Regions from separate parts of the Homo sapiens genome. Here regions 1, 3 and 4 are each linked to region 2. The links are chromatin loops, found by intact Hi-C in ENCODE. Cell type or tissue: ascending aorta. All regions are shown on one strand. Region 1 overlaps CACNA1C (calcium voltage-gated channel subunit alpha1 C). Region 2 overlaps CACNA1C (calcium voltage-gated channel subunit alpha1 C). Region 3 overlaps CACNA1C (calcium voltage-gated channel subunit alpha1 C). Region 4 overlaps CACNA1C (calcium voltage-gated channel subunit alpha1 C).

The links. A loop is a pair of places that touch in the nucleus more often than their neighbours do. Peaks named below come from ENCODE experiments on the same cell type or tissue, not always from the same donor. Only the 100,000 strongest peaks of a DNase experiment are listed, where the experiment ranks them.
Region 1: a loop joins it to region 2, with 1.8 times the contacts of the local background. A loop is called at or near these places in 8 of 110 quality-filtered maps.
Region 3: it touches region 2 in a loop (2.2-fold over the local background); 7 of 110 quality-filtered maps call a loop at or near these places.
Region 4: it touches region 2 in a loop (2.1-fold over the local background); 5 of 110 quality-filtered maps call a loop at or near these places.

What each region holds. Positions count from the first base shown.
Region 1 is chr12:2,335,154-2,337,653 of GRCh38, reverse strand. All of the region lies in intron 3 of CACNA1C (calcium voltage-gated channel subunit alpha1 C), which reads right to left. Among named protein-coding and RNA genes, the nearest start is that of CACNA1C-IT3, 67 kb to the right of the region's middle. RefSeq lists an enhancer at 1-192. In ascending aorta, no CTCF peak of the experiment used is centred here; a DNase peak (open chromatin) is centred at 1,143; H3K4me3 peaks cover 581 bases; H3K27ac peaks cover 2,500 bases.
Region 2 is chr12:2,384,062-2,386,561 of GRCh38, reverse strand. All of the region lies in intron 3 of CACNA1C (calcium voltage-gated channel subunit alpha1 C), which reads right to left. Among named protein-coding and RNA genes, the nearest start is that of CACNA1C-IT3, 120 kb to the right of the region's middle. In ascending aorta, CTCF peaks have their summits at 1,258 (motif pointing right) and 1,848; DNase peaks (open chromatin) are centred at 1,551 and 2,381; H3K4me3 peaks cover 1,055 bases; H3K27ac peaks cover 2,500 bases.
Region 3 is chr12:2,301,274-2,303,773 of GRCh38, reverse strand. All of the region lies in intron 3 of CACNA1C (calcium voltage-gated channel subunit alpha1 C), which reads right to left. Among named protein-coding and RNA genes, the nearest start is that of CACNA1C-IT3, 33 kb to the right of the region's middle. In ascending aorta, no CTCF peak of the experiment used is centred here; DNase peaks (open chromatin) are centred at 823, 1,543 and 2,083; H3K4me3 peaks cover 1,189 bases; H3K27ac peaks cover 2,500 bases.
Region 4 is chr12:2,283,451-2,285,950 of GRCh38, reverse strand. The region is part of intron 3 of CACNA1C (calcium voltage-gated channel subunit alpha1 C); the gene reads right to left. The region is part of intron 1 of CACNA1C-IT3 (CACNA1C intronic transcript 3); the gene reads right to left. Among named protein-coding and RNA genes, the nearest start is that of CACNA1C-IT3, 15 kb to the right of the region's middle. In ascending aorta, a CTCF peak has its summit at 977 (motif pointing right); DNase peaks (open chromatin) are centred at 970 and 1,420; H3K4me3 peaks cover 705 bases; H3K27ac peaks cover 2,420 bases.

The DNA.
Region 1 (2,500 bases), 49 kb after region 2:
ATGTTAGCTATTATTATTAAAGGGCTGAGACAGTATTTTGTCAGCAGCTTAGTTCAGCTTGGTTGAACACGGCACTCCAAACATTTCACCAAATACCAAACAGGACTTTGTTATTTAGGGAAGAGATTCAGGAGCTTTCATGGAACACTGGAACATCTAAACACCAGCGAAAAACACAACTATCCCAGCCTCCATGATAAGCATCTTCACTGTGGCGAGGCTGGAGGGCTGGTGAGCACTGTGACCCTCAGGCTCACGCCCAGAGAAGGCCTACAGTCTTGGGGTGCTTGGCTCCAAAAGGAGTCTAAGTCTGGAGGAAAGGAAAAGGAGGGTGTTCATACGGCCAGAAACAATGGTCCTGGCTAGTCTGTGTTTAGCCAGGTTTACCCTGAATGCTCACTCAGTTCTACAGGGGAAGGGCCTCTCAGGGACTACTGACCATGCAGAACACCTCAGAAACTTGGAATCCCAAAACCTTGGTCTTGGAAGGGCATTGCAGCCAGGCTGCCTCTCTACCTGCTTATCTTCCTCCCACAAGCCTGTGGGCTTCTCGAGGATGGAAACCAGTCCCCTAGTACCTAGCAAAGGACCGAGGACGTAGCCAGCTTCCCATATGCATTGGTTGTTTGGATGGATGGATGGATGGTGAATGGATGAATGAATTCCATAGCATTTCTAATCAAGAAAACACCAATCTGTTGCTTCCCACCTTTCCAGGGGAAGCCACCTTTTCTTGCGGTGTCTTACTCTTAAAAGAGTAGTATCTCATCCTGTGTCCCAACCCTGCCCGACATGGCACTCCACTCGCTCCTTTCTCCCACCACTGCTGCCCATCAGGAGGCTGTTGTGTTAATTCTGAAGGCTGAAGCCACCCAGAAACCTCCGCCCAGATGCCTTAGAGGGCCCCTAAAGAGGAGGAAGTAGCCAGGGGGTTGGCCTCATTTCCCAGCTAGCAGCACCAGCTCTTCCCTGGGTGTGAGCTGAGAATTTTCGGGGACAGGCAAAGAGCCTTCCGGAAGGGCAATAGGTTCCTATTTAAACGGTTGTTTTCATTTGCGTGTTTCACTAAGCACAAAAGCTCCCCTTTAAGCCCTCATCTCATGGTGAACAGACTATTCCTGCCTGTCTGAGTCACATATCTCTGGGCAGCCAGACCTTCTGACTCACTGGTGGTTGAAATCTCAGATTCACAATACCAGAGAGTTGCTAAAAATAGGAATCATGTACCTGGGCCCCAAAATAGGACAGAGTCAAACACGGCTCTTTAAAAACCTACTGCCCAATGTGTAACATAAAAATCAAAGAGGGGCTATACTTGTCTTCTTTCATATTATCTTAAATGTAATAAAGCCGTCTCTAATTCCTTTGGAAATCGGCAAAGTAGATGGACCAATACAATAGAAAGATAGGTTGGAATAATCGTGCCTAGTGCACTCTGGTTGTTTTTATTAGAAAATTCTATATCCTTAAATTAGCATAGGGTATTTTCACAGCAGTGGTAGGGAAATGAAGCTTCTCCATCCATGCTTTGCCAGTTTCTCTCTTGGGAATCAATGTGGCTTAAAATAGTAAGGAAATTTTCACTGAGGAACAAAGAGGATGCTTAGGGTTTGTTTTTTTTTTTTTTTTTTGGAGTTGTTTTATATTTCCTTTCAAGGCTTTGAGGTCTCCCTATATTAAAATTTTATAGCTTTTTCCATTACTTGCAAACTGTTTGTACTTGAACAGCCTTAGGATCAGCCTTGATTTTTTTCAGCCTTACTTTTTTTTGGGAAAAACATCTATACCACTTGAAGTATTCTTGACAATTCTGGGCAAAAGTCACAACAACTTTCTTCATCCTGCGTCTCTCCTATAGAAGTTACCATGGCTTCTGGGCCTCTGCTGACCTCACAACAGCCTGCAGGGAGGTTGGGCAGATGTCCTCACTCTGGGTCTACAGATGGGACTCAGATGTGCAGGGAGGAAGCACTCAAAGGGAGGGCCGGTCCCTCACCCAGTGTTTCTGATGCTTGCCCTGTCCTGCACCTGGAAAGGCTGGGAGTAGACACATGTGAAAGAAGAGAACAGAGCAGACCTGCCTTCCAGGGACAGGAGGGAGCCACGCTGTGCATGTCCTGCTCTGTCTGATGGCTGCCACCCGTGGAAAGGTGCTGCCATTCTGTCTTCCATACCTGCACATCTTTCTACATTATGTTTAAGGTTTTTTTTTTTTAACTAATATGCTCTACAGAGCAGATGACCTAAAGAAAATCACCCTGGAGATTGTCTCAAGAGGAAGGAAATGGCTCTTGACATCGTAAATCACAGATGTTTGTTTTCATGGTGTTTTAAATTCCAGTGACTTCCGGAAGGTGGGAGCCTGCAGGCATGGCGGAAGAGACCACTGAGTTATGGATCATAAATCACTGGGGCCACTTGTGGAACCCAGCCTAAAATCGCCAGCAGCCAAGATGAGGCTGCCGGGTGAGTGAGGGGGAAGACAGGGGATCACAGTCAC
Region 2 (2,500 bases):
AGGTGCTTGCCAGGCAGACAAGGAAGTGACAGGCATTCCAGGCAGAAGAATCAGTGTGTCTAGGAGTAAAAACACAGAATGAGAAATAACATGGCACTCGTGTTTGGGCCACTGCAGTTGGTTGTGTGTGGCAGGACTGAAGAAAGTTGGGGGGAAGAGGAGAGTTTTTCTAAGAGATGAGGCTTGCTCAAGAGGCAGAAAGAGTCAGATCCTGGCTGGTGCTTCTCAACTCTGCTGCTCATCAGAATCAACCGGAGGAGCTTTAAAAAAATCATGTAAATACCTGAGCCGCAGCCAGTGATATCAGTGTTTAATGACTTGTTGGGGGGCAGGGGCTGATTTGTAGCATTTGCCAATTTCTATGATGTAAATACTCATGCCATGGTCAATTTCAAGCTACCAATGGGATGTCACTGACTGCAGAGTTGGGAGGAGATGTGTAGTAGCACACCATTATATAGTATTTCCACCCAGCAGATACAATCAATAGAAATTACCTCGAAAGGTAGTAAAGGCATCAGGCAAACCTGACTTTTGAGTATGTATTACCTTTGTTTTTAACATAATGTACTTACTTACAAGTTTGTATAATTTTTAATAATGGTCATTTAACAACCCACTCATAAGATTCCTGGAAGCGATGGCCTCTCCTGAGTCGCTGGGGCTGGTTCCAGCTGTAGGACACCACTGGCCCCACCCAGGCCCACTCTATGGAGTCACTACGGGTGAGACCCAGGCACGGGTAATTTTAAAAAGATCCCAGGTGATTCTAATATACACCCAGGGGTGAAAACCACCTATTTGTAGCCCATGTTAAGGAGTTTATAGTTATCCTAGGGGCCACTGAGGCCATTGCAGGATTTCAAGACTTTTAAACAGAAGCAATTTTACCAGGTTTGCTTCTTAGATGGGTGAGGCAGCCACAGAGTGACAGGTGAACTAAGAATGGAGGGAGGCAGGGGGACCCGTCAAGAGACTGTTGCAAATTTCCAGGCAAAAGCTGCCAGGGGCCTACCTAAGGCTACAGAGGGAGGGAGGTCATGGAGAGACAGCAGCGGGTCCTAGCTGCCCTTGGGTGTAGGGGTGCTAAGTGGATAAGGTGAGGGGGATACAGGAACAATTTTAGTTGCTGGTGGAGACTGAGAAAGTTGAGGAAGTTGTTTTCTGATCACCTCATTTTTTTTTTTTCCTATCAGAACTAGGTGATGAGGTTCCGTTGCCGGGAGAGGGAGGCAGGCATCAGAAAAGCCTCTGGCCCGGCCGTGCAGTACCTGGCTGTGTGCATCTGAGGGGGCCGGTCTTCCTGTCTATAAAGCCAGGGAGCTCAAGCAGATCCCTCTGAAGTCTCTTCCAGCATGGAGACTCTGATTCCATCACACTGGCATTTGCTCATGTTTTCACTTTCTTAACTTCCCCGGTGACTCAAATTACAACTTGTTATGGGTATAAAGCCTCATTTTCTCTGGGAATCTGGACTACGTCTTTGTAAGTCTTCAGCTCGGGGCAGGCAGTTTCAATCCTTGGGGAGCGAGCACTATGCTTACTTCGCTCTCATCTCCCTCCTTTCACGGTCAGTTGGCTCCCCTCCCTGAGGCTGACCACTCCCAGCCCCTTTCCAGATGGCGTCTAATAAAGCCGAATGGGACAGAGACGTACCTTCTGGATAACTACGCATGCAGTAAATTCTAGCAGACCAAAAAGTAAAAAGATTTGCTAAGCCAAGGAGTGGGCTTTGCTCAAATTGCAAAGGAATTTCTCCAAAGGCCTCTTGCAATGCCTTGCTATGGAGTTCATCTGTCCCTGCAGTGCCTCTACTGGTACTATACTATGCCACGGTGAGGACCAAGACTGCAAGAGGCTGGAGACCCAGGTTGCAGGTTGCCCATGTGGCTTACTCTCCCTCCACCTCCCTTCCCTTTCACTGTTGCTGCTCAGAGAAGGAAAAGTGCAGGGTTGTCTACCAGGAAAAGAAAAATAGGGCATGTACACAAACGGAGAAAGGGAGGCTGGGGTTGAAAAAGAGTCATGAACTGGAGAGACTGACCATGGGCTTTTGTTAGAAAGAAAAAAAGGAGACAACAACAGGGTGCCAGGAGACCTCTAATTGTGCTCATTCTTGCTAGAGTCCTTCATGGACTCTAGGCTCAGTTCCGAATCCACGACCAAAGTAGATGAACTTGGAGTAAGATCCAACAACATAAGGTGATTAGGGTCAGAAAGAACAACTTGCACAGAAAGGGTGAAAGACGCACAATGTGTAACCTGGAGGAAAGACAGTAGAAACAAGATGTAACAAACATCTTCGAGAATATGAAGAACTCTTACACAAAGACAGTACAGTAACCCGCGATTCTCCGCCAAGGAGCATGCAGATGAGTCACCTGCGAGAAAACTTGAGTGCAACAGTGTTTCTGGTGGCACTGCTGCTAACCTGGGTGGTGTGTGATCCACAGAAGGAAGGCAGCTTGTCTGGAGGGTTTTAAAAATCAGAGTGGTCCTT
Region 3 (2,500 bases), 83 kb after region 2:
CCACTCCGCACAGCCTTGCAGAGCAGCCTTGCCCGTTAGACAGAAGCATGGACATTCAGCTATGGGCTGAATGTGTCCCCACCAAAGCTCATGTGCGAAAGCCCTCACCCCTAGCACCTCAGAATGTGTGATGGTATTTAGAGGTAGCATACTATTTTGTTTGTTTTTTTTTGTACAGACAGGGTCTCCCTGTGTTACCCGGGCTGGTCGCGAACTCCTGGTCTCAAGTGATCCTCCCATCTCAGCCTCCAAAAGTGCTGGGGTTACGGGTGTGAGCCACTGCACTGGCCTAGGGGTAGGGTATTAAAAGAGGTTAAGTTAAAATGAGGGCATGAGGGCGGATCCTATCCAACATGAATGGCGTCTTTGTAGAAAGGGGAAGTGTGAACACGGACGCACAGAGGGATACCATGTGAGGACCCATGGAGAAGCCAGGGAGAAGGCAACCCTGCACCACCTTGATCTCAGATCTCCAGCCTCCAGCCTCCCGCCTGAGAAGAAACCTGTTTCTCTTGTGCAAGCCACCCAGTCTGCAGTGCTCTGCCACAGCACCTCAGCAAATGAATCCAGGTTTCCTCACTCATTTTCCCACCTGGAAGGCACTTTTGTGACCGGAAGCCACATTCACGAGTCCATACTAGCGGCTCCAGCATGCAACCACATCCCTCTGGACTGGGAACATGGTCCCGACCAGGGAAGCTCCCACGGCCGGTTTCCCGCCTCCGTCCTGGGAGAAGGAGGAGCTCTGCACCCTGCTCTTGGGCTCCCCACTTGTTGCTGTGATGCAGGCTCTGCATTTACCAGGCCCCCCTCCCGGGGCCGCAAGAGCCCCTCACCATGGCCAAGGCAGCAAGCCCAGCCAAAGCAGGAGTGAGGTCTGGGAGCGGCCAACCCCAGGATGGAGCCGAGAGGCTCCCTGGTCCCAAATTAGAACACAGAGGGCAGAGAGACAAAATAGACCAAAATACCATTCTTCTCATGAGGGAATATTTACTGAATAGTTTATATATACTGAATGAATGTTATGTAAGAGTCAACATGTTCAAAGCACTAAAAATAGTTCTGGATACATTTTGGCGAATAAGCTATTGATGTATTTAAACCCCTCTAAGGACAGGGCACATACAGGAGCAAAGGTAAGTGGCCACTCCCTGTTGGCACGCTACCCATCCCAAGCCCTGGCTCACTGGTGGAGCATCCGAGGGGCCCGGAGGACACTCCCCTCCCAGCAAAGTGGAAATGTCCCCAGGCGTCCCAGAGGCCAGAGCCACAAGGGGAGGAACTTCCAATAATTGGTGCCTTTGGAAGAAGATGGGCAGTATGGACGAGGCAAGGGACTGACGCTACGGCTGCCTCCTGCCTCCTTTGGAAGAGTGACCTTGGCATTCTCAGCACTTGGGCAGCCTGGCACTAGCAAGCAGAGGCGGCGGGGGTGGCAGGGGGCACAGCAATTATGGCATGACCTTATGTTCCTGACGTCAGCCTCTGCTCCTGCCAACACACAGGCCAGGCATCCTCCATCCGAAAGTCCCAGCAGTGGGAGAGAATGGCGAATGGGTTAATAGCAAGAATGAGGCCTCAGGCTAGGAATTCACTGTGCGAGGCTCACTGAGTGGCAGAGGCAGCCAGATTTCAGTTCATAAACACTAGTCAGTCACGAAAATCAGCCAGCCTCAAAAGCAGTATCTTTTTCAAAAACCCAAACACTTCTTTCTTGTAAGTGAACCAAAGTTTACAAATTGTTTCCTAATAAATCAGTTGGATCATACTTTTTGTAAGATTACTGAACCAGAAACAATCTAAAATGTCTTCAAAATAGCCTCGCAACCACACTGATAGTTCATTCAATTGCAAAGCCTGCCCACGAGTCTCCTCTCAGCCTTAATTCCAGCTGGTTAACAACTAAGGAACATTAAACCAGACCTGGGATCTGAGGCTCCCCACCACTGCAGGGCCAGGCTGGGGAACTTGGGAATCTCCTTTCAGAGTCTGGGGCTTGGAAAATGAACAGGCAGATGGAAGGCTCCTTCAGGCTCAGTCTGGCAGGACCTCATCACTCCAGTTTTTTCCAAAGGAGATCAGGCTGGGTCACAGGTCGCCCAGAACATTCACAGGGACTATGTGAGAAGGGTACTGTGGTCAAGACAGTTTGCAGGCCACATAGGGCTCTAAAGAGGACTTCTTCTGCAGGACTTCTCTGAGCCTTTAAAATGCCAATGAGCGTCTTTGTGACTCTCTGGTGGGGTGGCGGGGGGCGGATGAGGCTGCTGCATTTCTTATGCTCATTTAACTAACAGAACCTTGCTCATTTTCACCTCCGGGGCAAATCACGGATCAGGTACCTTCTGTGCGAAATTCTGCCCTGCCTCTGTGCTAAACTGCTGGCCCCAAATTAAGACCTTGCCTGATCACAGAATTTAAGGTCTAATCATTCTTGTAAATGTCATTTTACAGGATCAGAAGGTTTTTAAGACCCACAGATACGGAGCTGACTTCTGGG
Region 4 (2,500 bases), 100 kb after region 2:
TAACATGAGGGCTCGCCTAAACGAAATGGCCTGAAAAGCTGTGCAGTTTGAAGAATCCCTATCTTCAGTGGAAAACGGCTGAACTTTACCATCCATGTGGTATTCCTTGCACATATAACGTAAATTCCTAATAAAACACTCCCTTCCACTGCCGCCCAAAAAGCCGCTGGGTAGGTGCGCACCAGCCTCTCTCGAATGAGCACGTTAGCAACAGGTTGAGAAAAAGAGTAGAAATACCGTCAGATAAGAACATGGGGTTTGGAGACCAGGGAACGGTGGAAGGGAGCCTAGGAACGTCGAAAGTAAGTCTCGTCCATCACTCTGCTTTGAGTGATTCCAGCTCTGCGGCACAGCAGAGTCCTCTCATTGAAAGTCAACCCGTCTGGGATGAGGAGGTGTTTAAGGAGAGTTTAAGAACAGAGCTCCTAAGTTCCAAAAGCTCCTGAGTTGTAGCCGGCACAGGCTATGGGCAAGGAAGGAAGGCTGCCATTTCCTCCACTACCTGGGCTCTCCCTGCAGCCCTACGTCACCTTCACAAGTGGTTCCAGCCAGTGGTATGTTGTTAAATGTTTTAGCAACTGGCTTTTAGGAGAGGGGGAAGGAAAGCTCTGGGTGTAGCATATGCCAGTTTTTGTGGTGTAAATGTTCCCACTACTGCCCATTTCAAGTTATCAATGTGATGACATTGAATGCCCAGTGTAAAGGGTTGAGTTCAGTCAGCAATCATGAGCCCTTCCCACCCGCTTGACCCAAGGAAGAGGAAATTCCTGCTAGGTAACACGCAGGGATGGAATGGAGAGAAACAGAGTGTTTCTACAGAGGGAGCAAGGTGTGAGTGACAGGCTGCCGTCAGCACTTAGCGGCCCGTCCCTCCTCCCAGAGAGCAGGAGAGATGCCAGGCACCACTGGAAGCCAACCCAGGATCTGCAGAACGGCCCTACCCCAGGCCCCGCTCACTGAAGGGCATCGCCCACCAGAGGGCAGGCTGGAGAAATGAAAGGAGACACATGGCCCTGGCCCATTCTGTGGCTACCAGGAAGGTAACAAGGAGGAGGCTTCAGGCTCTAAGGAAAATGAAGTTTGGGGATCACTGGTAGAAGTTAATTATCCTTGCTTCCCCTTGGAGCAGCGGGCATCCCTTCCCTGCAGACTCACACTGGAACAAGGCTGAAATGAGAGCCGCCTGCCTGCAGCTTAGGGGCAGAAGTGTCTCGTCCAACTGCCACTCAGTCAGGAAACTGAACAAAGCAGGACCCCATAGAGTGCACAGGCCGGAATTATGGTAAATTACAAAGCAATGATAATCATTTACATGTGTGCGTGTCTGCCAGTGTATGCCTCACTTTCACAGACCTTTTTTCTTTTTAATTCTGATCCTGGGAGGCAGACAGAACAGTGAGCTCTCTCCCTAAAGAGTTGACAGCATAGAAGCGGGCAGTATGCCCGCCTGGAGGGCTGTTCTGTGCTGCGCCTGGGTCCTGTTCTGCACCCTCCTCCCCCAGCCCCTCACTGTCTCTTCCTTTCAGTGGCTCTTCTCATTCATTCCATCTTGGCAGCAGCCGCTTGTGTAACTAAAACCGCAAGAAACTTTGTTTGGCTTCGAATTCAGAAGAAATTCCAGTAACTCACTTCCCACTACCAAAAAAAAAAAAAAAAATCTAGAGGTCTGTTCTAGAGAATTCAGCTTTTTCCGTGGGTAAAATATTCACAAAAAAATGCTCCCTCTCCCCAGCTTACCCCACTCCCCCGCTGAAGCCCCAACATCTGAAAGACATCGGCCCCTCACTCATGCAGCCCGGCAGAGCCTCAGCACTTCCTGAGGGCCAGGGACGAGCTAGGGGGATGGCGGGTTCCTGTTTCGTGGCTGGAGCCAAGCAAGTTAAGAGTTGTTGAAAGACGTGCTTGGCTGGTCTCTCTCCTCACCCGGGTATACTGCTGTTTTGTTTTCAGTGGACAAGGAAGCCAGGGATGAGATCTCTGAGCATCCAGCTCCCGGATCTTGGAAAAAGGCATAGCCAAGGCCCTCCTTACTCCTCCCCACCAGCCATATCTAATATCTGCTAACATCCTTGCAAGCAGCTTCATGCCTGCATGAATGAAGCACAAGTAGCTGCTGCTAACTCAGGAGGAAGGACTTTACTCTGCATGTCCTAGGCCCTTTCTATTGAAAGTGGGGCCCAGGATTCGGACCAGACGGCAGCATCCTCTGGGAGCTTGTTCCAAATGCATCATCTTGGATCCCCATCCTGGATCTCCCGAATCAGCACTGCATTTTCACAGGATTCCCTGGCACTGTCTTTAGACCATGTGCCAATAAACATTTCAGTGTAATAGACACGTATTGGGTACCTGCTGTGTACCGGGCACTGTGCTGGGTGCTAAGGTGATAAAATTCTGAAAGTGGAATCCCTAATCCAGTGAGTATACAGGACAGACTGGCTCGTGGCAATAATGCCCTGTCCCTGCAGGCTGAGTGTGGATATAGAGTAAGGGGTCCATG